Regions from separate parts of the Homo sapiens genome. Here region 1 is linked to region 2. The links are chromatin contacts, found by Hi-C in ENCODE. All regions are on one chromosome and are shown on one strand. The core of a region is the stretch at or near the end of the contact, and the rest is flanking DNA. Distances in the headings are between cores, read along the strand shown. Region 1 overlaps GLI2 (GLI family zinc finger 2). Region 2 has its middle 73 kb from the start of LINC01101.

What was found. Hi-C counts contacts between places; a loop is a spot of excess contacts on that map. Pooled maps may share reads with other maps.
Region 1: a map of ascending aorta shows a loop between it and region 2 (3-fold over the local background). The contact joins two enhancer-like sites. A Hi-C loop is called at or near these places in 3 of 168 maps with a recorded cell type or tissue (ascending aorta, gastrocnemius medialis and tibial artery) and 3 of 50 pooled maps.

Annotation. Positions count from the first base shown.
Region 1 is chr2:120,912,211-120,918,624 of GRCh38, forward strand. All of the region lies in intron 2 of GLI2 (GLI family zinc finger 2), which reads left to right. Among named protein-coding and RNA genes, the nearest start is that of GLI2, 180 kb to the left of the region's middle. RefSeq lists enhancers at 1-41, 2,333-3,106, 3,107-3,880. Within about 2 kb of position 3,108, at least 16 of the 41 ENCODE cell types and tissues checked have a DNase peak (open chromatin) inside an H3K27ac peak, as active enhancers do; they include tibial artery, where a contact is called at or near this core.
Region 2 is chr2:120,536,295-120,543,343 of GRCh38, forward strand. It overlaps a transcript of LOC105373585 not described here. Among named protein-coding and RNA genes, the nearest start is that of LINC01101, 73 kb to the left of the region's middle. Within about 2 kb of position 4,231, at least 11 of the 41 ENCODE cell types and tissues checked have a DNase peak (open chromatin) inside an H3K27ac peak, as active enhancers do; they include tibial artery, where a contact is called at or near this core.

The DNA.
Region 1 (6,414 bases), core at 1,858-4,357, 370 kb after region 2:
GAAGTAGACTCTGTCTGCTTTTAATTCACATGCTTAGCTCATCAAAATATTGTTTTGCAAGAGGTTTTTTTTTTTTTTTTTGATGTCAGGAAGGCTTTGGCATGTTTTCCTCCTCCCTTTCTTCTACAGTCTTATTCTAGGAAATAAGATTCTGGGCACCGCTCAGGGCTGGAGGGTTGGGTCATGAGACCACATATTCTGTGTCTCAGTTTCTGAACCAACAAAATAGGGGAGCAGGCTCTTCCCACGGATTCATGGACTGGCCTCCAGTCCTGCTGGTGGACACCGTATCCCAGCAAAGAGAAATACTGTTTCCATGCGCCACAGTGGTCGTTGGTGGGGAGAGTGGGGAGGGTGGTGGGAATGGCATGTGCTCCAACCATCATTCAGTTAACTGGGTCCAGAATCACACGGGCAGGGAGCCAGGCGTCCGAAAGTGTAACACGGCTTGCCCGGTGTTTCTCCACGGTCCTGCCGCACTGCCCCTCATGACCCCGGCATGGGCTTTGCTTTCTGCGGACCCTCTTATTTGTCGAAGATCTCGGGAGTCCACACACCCACTCCCGTGTCTGGGAACACTCCAAGCTTATCAAGAACGCAGCGGGCAGCAATCCAGGGCAGAACAAGGGAGGTGCTGTCGACCAGCTCTGCGCGGAGAGGTCAAGGGTGTGGAAGGGTGGGGAGAGAGGCACAGGCTGACTTAATCCCTTGGGCGGGGCACCGGCCTCACCCACAGAATCGCAAGTAACCCTCCTACGATTCTGGGAACGTTTGTGAGTTAAATGAATGGAAGGGAGGGAGGAAAGGAGGGAAGAAAAATAACTGTGTTTTCATCAGTAAATGTAAGCGACCAAATAGAAGTCTGTAGGAAGCTAAGATTCAAAGGTGAGGAAGGACTGAGGTTTGGGGAGAATTCTCATCACCATATTTTGTGTATTGATGGGACTTTTACTAAGCTAGACTAGAATTCTGAAGCAGTGGAAAGTCAATAATGATAACGAGTTAGGCCTGAGCTGTTCAGTAGGGTAGCCGCGAGCTGTGTGTGGCTGAGTGCTTGCAATGTGGCTATCCTAATTGAGATGTGCTGTGAGTGCAAGATAGGTACCAGGTTTTGAAGACGTAGTAGGAATAAAAGCATGTAACACATCTCATTAACAATTTTTTTACTGGTTCCATGTTGAAGTGATAGTATTTTTGACGTACTGGTTCAATTAAATTGTGTTATTAAAATAATCACCTGTTTCTTTTTAGTTTTTTTTAAATGTGGCTCCTAGAAAATTTACAATAACATATGTGGCCCACATTGTATTTCTGTTGGCCAGGGCTGCATTGGATGAGTGGACACCTAGGGAAGATTCTAGTCCAAGGTAGAGAGAATTGTAAAGGATCCCTTTGAGTAACATAATTATTGGGACTGACAAGAGGCTCCCAGAAAGTGGCCCTTACGGGACCTGCTTGGATGAAAGAATGGAGAGCATTTTGTCATTCCCCTGTTGATTGCAGAAAGACAGTAAGTCCAGCCCCAGTGCTCGTTTGCTTGTCCAGGTGGCTGATTCCGCTGCCCGGTTTTAAAGGTCATTGATTGTCTGTGGCAGGCCCTGCCTCAGAATGCAGCCTGGAATAAAGAGGTGCCTTGGCTCAGCCTGGGAAACCATCACCAGGGCCTGGTGGAGACCAAATGTGGTGGCCTTACTGTCGTCTCAAGAGCTATGGCAGAGTGCAAAGCTGGGACTTGATGCTCTCGGCAGGACGCAAGGCAGGACCTATAAGCCAGATCAAGAAACCTCTTGTTGGGCTCTGCAGGGAAGGGGCTGGATGCTAGTTAAGTACACAGAATGGCAAGTGACACCTTCACGACCCGTGGGGACCAGACAGAGGAATGGCATGGTCATCCTCCTGAAAGGGAGAATCACCTGCGACAAGTGGGCTTCTTGCCGGGGACCAGTCAGCATTGCAATAGCTAGCCGACAAGGTCCCTGCCAGCTGACGGGGTCGCCAGTGTATACTGTCAAATGAGTATGTCAAGGGGCAGCAAGATTTTAGGGGAAAGCCTGAATCCATCCCAGGCCACCTGGCCTAGCCCTGGCCTGTGACAGGTGGAAGGAGCACTAGGGCCTGGGCACCGTCTCCTCCAGCTCCTGGGCTGGATTCCTGCTTTCTGCATTGGATTCTGCAAGGTGCCAGGGTCCCTGGGAGCCATGGTCCTCTGGGCTTCAAATCTATTGCATTTTGCAGTGGGGAGGCTGCACACTACTTTTTTAGAAACCTTCTGTGACCAAGACAGAGTTTTCAACCTTAAGCAAGCTTGACCAGCCCTATTGTTTCTTCCAGCCCTAAAATTCTCTAATGTGGGACTCTACATGTCTACCCAGACAGACAGGCAGCCCCTCCCATTCCTTGTGATGGCGGGGATCTCCCAGGTGTCCCTCTGGAGCTCACCCCAGTCTCCCACCCCTTGCTAAAGGGGCAGGAGCCCAGCAGAGGGGTCTGTAGGGATGGCCACACCGGCACCCTTCGGGGCCCTACTGCGTGCCTGGCCCTGCACTAGCTCTTCTCCACTTCACAGTCTCCCTCTGACATGGGTCCTGTCCCTATCCTCATTTTACAGATAAGGACACCGAGGCACAGGAAGGTTCGGTGAGTCAGCAATCAAGCCAGACTTGGCTGTGGCACTGGCGGCAGCCTCAGCTCTGTCCAACAGGACACTATGCCGCCTCTTGTGGCCTGTCTCCTGTCACTTCAAGGCCACTGTTGCAGGGAACAGATCCCATGACTGCCTGGCTCCCGAGCGGCCAGACCCAAATGGCACGGGGCTGGCCTCTCCCGTGGCGTTGGCTGGAGCACACTCCTCACCCTGGAATGTGCAGGTCCCTCTGCATCCCTACCTGCCCTCACCAGGAGACCAGTCTCAGAACTCTGTGCCTGGTGTGGAGTGGCTGTGCTGGCCCCAGCCCAGCACACTCTCTCTTTCGGCAGCTAATTTGTCAAGTAACACCTCAGCCTGGGGTGGGCAGTGTGCGTGGGCGGACCCAGCAGAGGCCACGGGTCCTGCTAGGCTGTGTCTGCAGGGCAGGCCTGATTGCGTGAGTGGCCTGGGCCTCAGCCAGCCGGACACCAGCCAGCTCGTGGTGTTGGAATTTCCTGTCTGATTTTAATTCCTCCCCCCACGTTTTTCCCCCAAGTGAGACAGAAGCACTTTTTAGTTGCACGTTGTGGAGTGGCCATTCAGGATATTATTCTTATTAAATGCTTCCTGTGGGGTGGTGGCTGGGCATCAGGAGGGCCTCTGGAATTCTCCTGTCCTGTGGCTTATTATTGAAAATCATGGTGCCATTTGCATAAGGCCCTGGGGAAGGAGGTTTTCCATGATTCGTGCTCTTTTGGTGCTTCCTACCTCTGATGCTTAGGCCAGTGACTTCGTCCTCATTTGCGAACGAACACCTGGTCACCTGGGCTCACGTGGCTGAAGGGCTGGCCTTTGAAAGTGTCAGGATCTCAGAACAGACCAAGGCTCCCTAGCAAGGGGAGAAAGTCCCTGGCAGCCTCTCCCAGCCCTGGTGTGCACTTTCATTCATGTACCATCGAAAAGCACAGACCCCTGGATGCCTTCCAAACCTGCATTCCCAGTGGCACCCAGACCCCTTGCAGCTGCTGCTCAGAAGCACTGGTAAATGGTCACCAGGATTCAAATGTCTCCCCCACTCCCGCCTCTCTGATCTTCTGTGTTGAGTTTCTCCAGTTAGTACAATGCCTAGTAGGCGCATGGACATGATAAATGATTTCCCCTTCCTTACTGTGCAACTGGGAACTATGGAGCCACAGCAAGTGTGGAAATGCCAAAGGGCCTGTGAGTCTCCCTCCCGGGGTGGTCCCTGGAGCAGCAGCATCTGCATCACTGGGAACCTGTTAGACATGCCCAGGCTCACTGAGGCAGGAGCTCTGGCAACAGGGCCCAGCAACAGCCTGAGAAACCCCGATATCAGGGCTTAGTGGGTGCTTCATCATGTACCTCTTACTATGTGTATTACATCATGTGTTCCTCTCGAGGACGCCAGCAAGAGATGTTCCTCATCCTGTATGTATAGGAGAGGCCACATGCTTTGCACCGGGGCTTACACTTCACTCGGTTCAGTGCCAGGGCACAATTGGGCATCCTGGGCTCACTGTCCGCACTGCCCTGAGCCTGAAGAGCCTGCCATCCTCCCCCTTCCTTCTGGCTCTGCCAGGTCTGGCCTCTTCCAATGAGCCTTCCTGGCTGCTCCAGACCTCATGGAAATCTTTTCCTGACTTTGAGGCCACTTGGGCAGTTTGTGCTGCGTGGGCCTCGCTGAATCCCGCAGGGTCAGGCTCTCCAGCTGTGGCAGTGGCTTACACAGCAGCGCCCCGGGGCACTCCCTGTGGGCAGGAATTATGCCTCTTGTTCTCTGTGGCCTCCAGAGCCCATGAGCAGCGTCCTCTTACATTGAGCGAGTAGGGGAAGCCTTGACCTGCAGCAGGGTGTGTGGTTGTGACTTCCAACTGTGGATGGAGAACTCTGCCCTGGGTGGTGAGCAGCTCCGCCGTGGATTCCAGAGACAGCTGTGGAGCCAGGCTTGATGGGGCCCAAAGCCTGTGTATGTCAAGGCCATATTAGTGGGACAATGTGTCTGAACTACATCGTATCCCTAGATCAGACCTGGATGGTTGAAGGAGGGAGCATCCAGCCTCTTCTTTGAAGCTGGTGTCGTCGTTTCTGGTATCTTCTGGGAAGCCTTTAGGTACAACTTCCCTGGGGATTGGGCCTGGGATCTCCACAGGAATAGGAGAGAGCAGAGTCTTGCTCCATGGGATTTGTGACAAGCCCAGAATAAATGGCCAGAAGCGACCTTAGCCATGCAAACAGCAAGCTGACATCCAGCATCATTGGTGTTGGGAGGGCGCTGGCCTTCTGGGGTTCATCACCAGAATGACGGTGCTGATCGCCATCCTTACCCATGAGGTTAACATTTTTCATTTCATAAGGTGTCTTCACATTCCTGTTTCATATAGGATTAAGTGGTTTAACTGATCAAATTGTACATTAAGCGTGGAATGGAAAGTAGCAATCACTCTCACTTTCTTTCTCTCTGTTGAGACTGGGGAGTCATTGACGACCATGTAGCCAGTGGTGCATCTGTTCTTGTTTGACAACTCAGACCTGGCCCAGGGCCCCGAGATGGCACATGTGTGCATTCAGGCCCCACTCTGTTCTCCTGAGCCTGTGCTTCCTGGCAGAGCCCAGAAGCAGCCTGAAGATGCAGTACCCTGCCCAGCCTTGCCCTCCTTGCAGCTTTGTCCAGGCCATCCATGCGCCCCCTTTCCTGGAGGGAAGTAGTACTGGGTTTGGTGTAAAATAATTGAATTGTAGAGGAGACCCCATCCTCTGCACTGCTGCTGCCTTGCAGCACACAGGAGGAGCCTTCATGAGATGTCATAGGCTGGGACCTGGTCACATCCCTTCTGCCTTGGGCTTCTCCTGCTGCTGACTTTCCCAAGAGGGGAGTTATTGCTGCAGCCATGGGATATGTGGCTGATGCAGACAAGGAGAGTGGGAGCCCTCCTTTTAAACGGAATTCACAATAGTGTTCACCTGAACTCCCAGACCACCTTGCAAGTTCCCTCCCCTGCTTATTTTCTGCGGGCAGCATGGACACAGACACTAGGGAAAGAATGGTGGGAACCACCAGAGCTTGTAGTAGCCAGCCTAAGCCTCCTGGGGATTGGTCATCTGGGAATAGGGGTGAGTGGCCAGCAGGGATTAATTTATAGAAGATCTTTCCTGCAAAGCCATGGCTTTCATCAGTTCCTGCATCCTCACTCTGTCAAGCAGTGAGTTTGCACAGAGTACACATCTGTGCATGGAGAACTCTGCCCTGGGTGGTGAGCAGCTCCGCCGTGGATTCCAGAGACAGCTGCAGAGCTGGGCTGGGTGGAGCCCAAACCCTGTGTATGTCAAGGCCATATGAGTGGGGTGATGTGTCTGAACTACATCGTATCCCTAGATCAGACCTGGATGGCTGAAGGAGGGAGCATCGGTGGATGCCTTATATGAGTTTCTATCTGATACATCTCAATGTCCCTTATACTGGGAATGGAGGAAAAGTTCTCTTCATTACCATAGCACCGGGACCCTTGTCACATCTGCTCAGAGATGGGGAAGGGCATTATGACTTATTAGGGGTTTCTACTCTATGGACACCATAAATATTCTTTTTTTTTTTTTTTTTTTGGATATGGAGCCTCTCTCTGTCTCCCAGGCTGGAGTGCATTGGCGCAATCTCAGCTCACTGCAACCTCCAGCTCCCAGGTTCAAGTTATTCTCCTGCCTCAGCCTCTCCAGTAACTGGGATTACAGGCTTGCACCACCACCCCTGGCTAATTTTTGTATTTTTAGTA
Region 2 (7,049 bases), core at 2,981-5,480:
CACCCCCTGGTCTTGGCAGAGGTGAGGGCAGCACAGGGTTTGATTGCAAAGCCCAGGCTCTTTCACAGAGCGTCACAAAGTGCTGGTTGAATTTATGCCACCATCGCCACACTACAGGGCTGGCACCTTCCACTCCCGCCTTGAGGCAGGGCTCATGGCCTCCACTGCTGCTTGGACTGAATGAGTCCACCCACAATCCATAGGTTGGAACCTAGTCACCAAGGTGATGGTATTAGGAGGTGGGGCCTCTGTGGGGGGTGATCAGGTCATGGCAGGGGAGCCCTCAGGAATGGGATTAGTGCCCTCATACAAGAGCTCTGCCACCCCTTCTGCCACATTAAGGATGCAGTGAGAATATGGCTGTCTGGGAACCAGGAAGCAGGCCTCAGCAGACACCAAACCTGCTGGTGCCTTGATCTTGGACTTCCCAGCCTGCAGTACTGTAAGAATTCCATTTCTGTTGTTTATAAGTCACCCAAACAAAGTACTATCTATTTTGTTACAGCAGCCCAAATAGACAGAGACAATCACAGTGCAACCACCTTGAATCCACCAGCCCCTAGGGACCCCAATTTCCCTGTGTTCTTGGATCCCACGCCATGGAGACTACACAGAGTAAATGCTCAGGAAACACTTGCTGGGAGAAACTTCTTCAGAGCAAGCTCCTTCCAGCTCTGACAGGCCATGGGTCTGGCAGGGTCTGCCATGTTGACTGGGCTTTAGCTTGGCAGGTTAGGCAGTGAGCAGAGAGCAGAACCCCACAACAGGAAGGCGGGGGGCATAAGTGTGGCGGCCCCCCCTTCCATAGCCACACGTCGTCTCTAACCACTCGTCAGTCAGAGATCTTCCCAAGGAATAGAGGGGTGGCATTGGAATCCTCCTGTCGTCAGTGCTTCAGGCTGCGCCGTGCCCTCAGTCCGCTAGATTCGAGGGGAGCATGAAGCTTCCCTCCATCCCTGCCCTTGGTGGTAGGATGGGGGTAGGCAGAGACAGGAGAAATGTTGGGGGAAGGATGAAGAGCAGTGTGCAATCATCCAGAGAAGGGTACACAGGTGGGAGGCAGCACATAATAGGGACCAAGACTTCTCCATCCTTGAAGTCAATATCATCTATTTGTCATCCTCTTACGAGTCTTCAAGAAACAATAGAAATCAACAAGAATGAGCGGCAATAAGCCCATTAGCAAACAAGAAGGGAAATGACCAAGCTCATCAGTAATTAAAGAAATGCAACCAACAATCTTTCTTTCTTAATTATTGAAGAGGCAGTGATTTAAAAAATAAAATAAAATGGAAAACCCAGAGCCGCTGCCATAATAAGGTTAGTGCTGTGTGCTTGCTTGGTGGGGTGTCATTCTGCTGGCAGTTTGACCATAGGTATCAAGAGGCTTAAGAAGGATGATGGCTTATAATCCAGCAGCTGCATGTAGGGTATCTGAAATACAGACCAAACTTATGAACAAAGATGCTCACCATAGCGTCACTTATTATTTTGAAAAATAAGAAACAGCCTCAATGTCTTATAATAGAGGGTTGGTAAATAAATTACGGCCCATCCATTAGATAGAATATCAGGCAGCCAATAAGACGATTCTCAAAAAGGACTGCTAACAATGTGATGTGCCATTGGGATGGTCTGAGTAGAGCAGAGGGCTCTAGTTGACTTAAACAGTAAGGGGTGTGCTGTCTCTCAGAGCCAGAGGCAGGTCGTGGGACCTCATTCCCTCCAGCTCTCCCCTCGGATACCTCCTCTTGGCTCCTCCTAAAGCTGGTCTTGGGTTGCAAGGTGCAGCAGCTGGCCCGGGAATCCCATCCAGCTGCCACTGTGCCCAGAGGAGGAACAGGGACTTTCTCTTTCAGGATTGAGAAAACCCAAGAGGCCCCCAACAAACTTCCCCTTGGTCTTGTAGCCTGCAAGCGGGTGTAGGCCCATATGTAGACTAGTCCATGGCAGGGAGGGGACAGGCTCTACCAAACCTGGCTGTAGATGATGTCCAGGGTGGCTGCAGGCAGGACCTCCCACCTCACGTGGGAAATCATGTTACAGTGTAAAGCAGGAAAAGCAATAGCACCCCCAAAAAGTATATAACAGAAATTACCTCTACTGCCCTGGCAGCTCTCCTTTAATTTGAAATCATTTCAAAATAAAAAATATCTGAGATTACTTTCCTAGGTTACTTTAGCAAATCAGTGAGAGGTGAAGAGAGTGCACTGATGGTAGTAACATCTGTTTCTGTCATCATTTCCTTTTATTTTCTTGATAAAGAGGAATCAACTGTAACAACCTCGTTGGACTGTCTTGCAAGGGGTGGGTATTTAGTCAATACTAAAGCTATAGAACTGAAATATGCAAATAACAAATGTTTAAATTTGTTGCCTCCCCTTCCTAAATTGTATGTATAGCATGACCACAGTCTCAAACTGGGAGCAGAGCCAAAAGCTGGTGTGCAGGTAGTTTATTTGGAAACAGTTACCAGGGACTAGCCTGAGGGAACTGGAGAGAGAAAGGGGAGGAGGGAAAACGAATCCACCAAGAGCACATGGTTCTGTTGACCATCACTGTGGACAACTGGAGCTCCACCCCACTGGAGCCTTGTAAAATGTGGCTCAGACCAGCCACCCAGGAAACAAAATGGGGAGCGTTTGTCCACTGGGTCGCGTTCATGGGCAGAGCACACCGCACTTCTGGGCTGGCCATGCACAAAGGCTGAGGGCTGCAACATTGGAGAGGCACCAAGGGTGGTCACAGGCAAAGGGCCGTCACCTCTGCACAAAGCTGCTGCAAACCCACACGGAGCCAGTCTCCCTTGAAGTGGTGCCCAAGAGGTGTCTGAAACATCCTATAAAATCAAAAGCCCTGCACCCCGGCACACAGTGAGCTCGAGGGCACAGATTCTACCATAATCAGCTCTTCGGCACCACTGAAGGGAGGATCTCAACAAATGTTTGCTGAAAAAGAATGAAAAGCTGATAGAGGAAGGCACAGACAGGTTAATGGTTACCTTTGGGTGGGAGGTTAAGGGCTTCCCCCGACCCCATCTCTCTGTATTTCCTATGCTTTCTCTAATAGAAACGTTCTTTTCATGAGGAAAACATTGTATTTTCCTGTTTTAAATCCCCTCAATAATTTCAGAAGGTATTGCAGAGGAAGAGTGAGCCTCTGACAGATAAATGCTCTTTTCTCTCGAGTGATCTGATGACAAAGTCATCCACAGAGACTGGTGTTTCCCACTGGTCATTTTGATCTTAGCCAGCCGGTTGTCATAAATAAAAGGGCCGTCCCTCGCAGCCCAGAAGACAGGCCATGGGTTGAATGCTTTTGTTCTTTTTCTGGGAGTGAGGGGTACTGTAGACTGAACCAGGCACGTGGGCTAGAGAGGAAAGAACGCTGGCTTCAAAGCTGGCCAGGCTCTACTCCTGGCGATGCCCCCACCAGCCGAGTGACCTAGGGCAGGCATACAGCCTCTCTGATCCTCCAGTTGCTCTTCTCCAAAGCAGTTCCCGGCAGAGCTGGAGGAGGATCGGGAGCGAAGGGGCCTTCCTCACCCAGTGGGGCTCAACAAAGATCAGTTCTTGTGCCGTCCTTCCTGGTTTGTGATCAGACCATGCGAGGGAAAGCCGGCCCTGACAACTGCCTGCGGTGGGGAGCCAGGGAGGACAGGGCAGTGGGCGGGTGCAGCAGGCACAGCAGCCAGGACTCCCAGTGCCCGGGCCTGGGCCCATCCCCTTCACTGCATGGAGCACAGGTCAAGTGCCAAGTGTCCCGCGATGACCATTGATCACACAGCCCAAACAAGCCCGAGATTTGGTTTTATTTCTCCTCTGGAAATTTAAGGACAATAGCAGTCTCTTCCTTAGGAAACTTTGGAGTGGACCAAATCACATGTGCGTGGCACTTGATTAACAATGGCGCTACAAGGGAGTGTTTGATGTGCACCAGGGACTCTCAGCGTTTCAGTCCTCACCATAGACCTGCCAGCCCAATAGGAAACTGAGGTGGACAGCAGGGAGGAGAGTAACCTGTCCAAGGCCACATGGCTTAGTGGCTCAACTGGGAATGAGACCTGGTCTGACTTCAGAGCCTGAGCTCTGATCCCCTACGCTGTGAGTCTCTGGACACGGCGGTGCTGCTTGTTTATTTTTGCAGCGGGGTGCTGTTGTTGCTGACACGTCTGTGCCCATGTAAGGCTGGGCCTGCTGCTTCTGCTGGAGCTGGCCCTTTAAGCCTCCCGGGTGTGGGGAGCCTGCCCTATGGTGCAACCCTGTTCCCTGGAGCTGGCGGCATTACTGCTACAGTAAGGAATGTCCCTGGGGAGATTTAGTGCCTGGTGATAGACATGTGGGCTTGATTTACCCCCGCACTGCTCCATTCAGCCCTAGGCAGGCAGTGCACCGGGGCAGAGTTGGTGAATAACTAGAGAAACCAGAGGGGTGCACAGGGTGCTGGGCGAGGGGGCACGGAGCCCGCAACTGAAGGGCACTTTTCTGTGCCAGGCCTGTGATCTCAGCAACTACTCAAAACAAGCCTATCAGGTTACACATCCATTTTACAGAGGAGGAAACGGAGGCTCAGCGAGGTGAAGCCACCTGACCCAGGGAGTAGTCAAAAGAACTGAGGAAATCTTTGCTTACTGCAAGGAAGGGCCTCCTGGGACCATGGCATTTGTCTGAGCCTCTGGGACCAGGCCCTGGGGGCTCCGAGCCACTATCCCAGCCCTGCCAATCTTCCTGTCACCAGAATCCAGACCCTTCTCACAGGGCTCTCAGTTCTGCAAGCCCCCTGTTTCCAGTTAGTGAGAGACTCCCTTTATCAGCCTTGGCAAGGAGCCCTTCAGTCTGCCAAGCCCACCCCTGGGCCCTGGCAGGGTCTCTGGCAGGAATGGCTGGAGGGGCTTCCCTTTCTGTCTTCCATGCCGTCTGGGGACCTTCCCACCTCCTCCCCTTTGTCCTTGCTGTCTGCCGTCTGCCACCCCCTCTGCCCATCCCTCCTGTCCTGCCCAGGTGCCGCCTCTGCACAAGGCCTTCCCTGACTGTGCGCTCAGGGCTCTCCTCTTCTCTCTGGCCTTAGTGCCTGGTGACTGCACAGGATGGAGAGCTCAGCTCTGGCCTCTGCGGTTTTGCCCTCATTTCTGATCTCTCTCATCTGGCCACCTCCCCAGGAGATCTCAGGAAGATACCCTGCCAGGGCACCTTGAGAAGTCAGATGGTGCCATGGGCTCTTCCTCGCCTCCCAGCACCTGCCCAAAGCATCAGCCGGTGAGGACCTTAGCGCCCCAGTGCCCTCAGCTTCAGCAGCTGAAGGAGGCTGCTGGGCCTGGAGGGGAGCAGAGCTGGGCCAGCCAAGGGTGCGCATTGTGTGGCTATGCAGCCTGGGTGTGTCACCGCCTGGTACGCCCAGATGTAAGATGAGTGGGCTGACCCAATTCCTTTAATTCCATCCCTTTAGGAGACTGAGGTTCAGTCTCCACACTGTGCTCATTAAGGCAGGAAGGAGGGAGCTGCTCATGGCCCACAGTGGCCTATCATTTGGAGTTATTGAGCACAGACTGTGCCTGAGTTAGCCACAGAGCCCTGAAGGTGCTCCCGCCCCCCGGTGTCCTCATGAAACCTTGAGTTTCACTCATCACGGTGCTGCTATTGCAGATACTCTACTGGGCGGATGCCACCTGCCTGCTGCTTGCAGGATCGTAAATGGGCAGTGCCCAAGCAACAGAGCAGGTAAGCAAGGGAGGACATCCCCCGATTCCTCAATGGAGGAATCACCCCTTTCCCAGGGACACTGCAGATCTGGCTTAACTGGCCCTGGCGGAAGAGGACCTGGGATCCTTGATTCATTCACAATGTATCAACAATGCACCACATCTGTTGTGTTTGCTATTGCTTCTATTGCTTCCACTGCACCTGTTACCATCAGTATTAGTTCCCATGGGGCTACTGCAATGGTCACTGGATGGGAATCTGGAGACCTGGGTTCTAGGCTAGCCTCTGTGTGTCCTGAATTATTCACGTCACCTTTCTGTTGTGTTTGTCAGCACCCTCTCTGTTATAAAGAACAAAATCCCCAATAACACATTTCAAAAAGAGAATTTGTTGGTCACATAATTGAAAGCTCCCATAGTCTTGTGGGCTTGAGGTACAGGTTGACCCAGTGATTTTCGGAAGCATCAGGCTCTGGTGCTATTCTGCCATTCCTTTTGTCCTTCCTCCTGCAGTATACTGGGCTTTCTCCCTAGGCGCAGGCCCTTCAGGAGATCAGAAATACCTGCAACAATCCCAGGCCACATCTTCTCACATCCCTGATCCTGAGGAAGAGAGGGCCTGACTCCTCTCACTCCTGGCAGAAAGGATGCCCGTTGGGCTAGCTTAGGTCTCAGGCTGGTCCCCAAATCAATCACCATGACCAGAGGAACAGAACGTGGGGGTTGGCTTAGCTAGAATCAGAAGCCCACCTCTAAGACGAGGTGAAGTGGACTTTCCCAGGCCACATGGAGCAGTTAGGGAAGGCGAAGGTGGTTACGGATGGAGAGGATGCAACACAATTTACTTTGTTTGATTTTGGACAAATCAGTTACTCTTCCTGTCTCTACTTTTTCATTTACAAAATGAGAGCATTTGTCCAAAGTCCGTTTTCTTTATTTTTAAAAAGTATTTCACCTACCAAAATCAAAAGGATCCAAAGTCCCTTCTAAAGCTAATATTCTGAGACTGCCCGTCATCTTCATCTTCCGTGCTGAACCACTGAGACCACAGCAAGGGCCATAGCTTGCCTCATGCTGTCCATGAAGAAAGGGTTTCCTGGGCAAAATACTGAGACCAGGTCTTCACCAGCAAACAAGCATTGGTTGTGTTCTCGTTCTGTGCATGTGCACATGCTACTGCTGTGAAAAATCCTCGGAGGTATAAGGCCCAGTCCATGGAATTCGACAAACGTTGACTGGGTACCTACTGTGCACAGTGCAAATTAAACATAACAGTGACATGGTCCAGTTGGGAGATCTCCAGTTGCAAAGTCCATTGGTGCCTCCCAACAGTCCTGCGAGGTGGACAGAT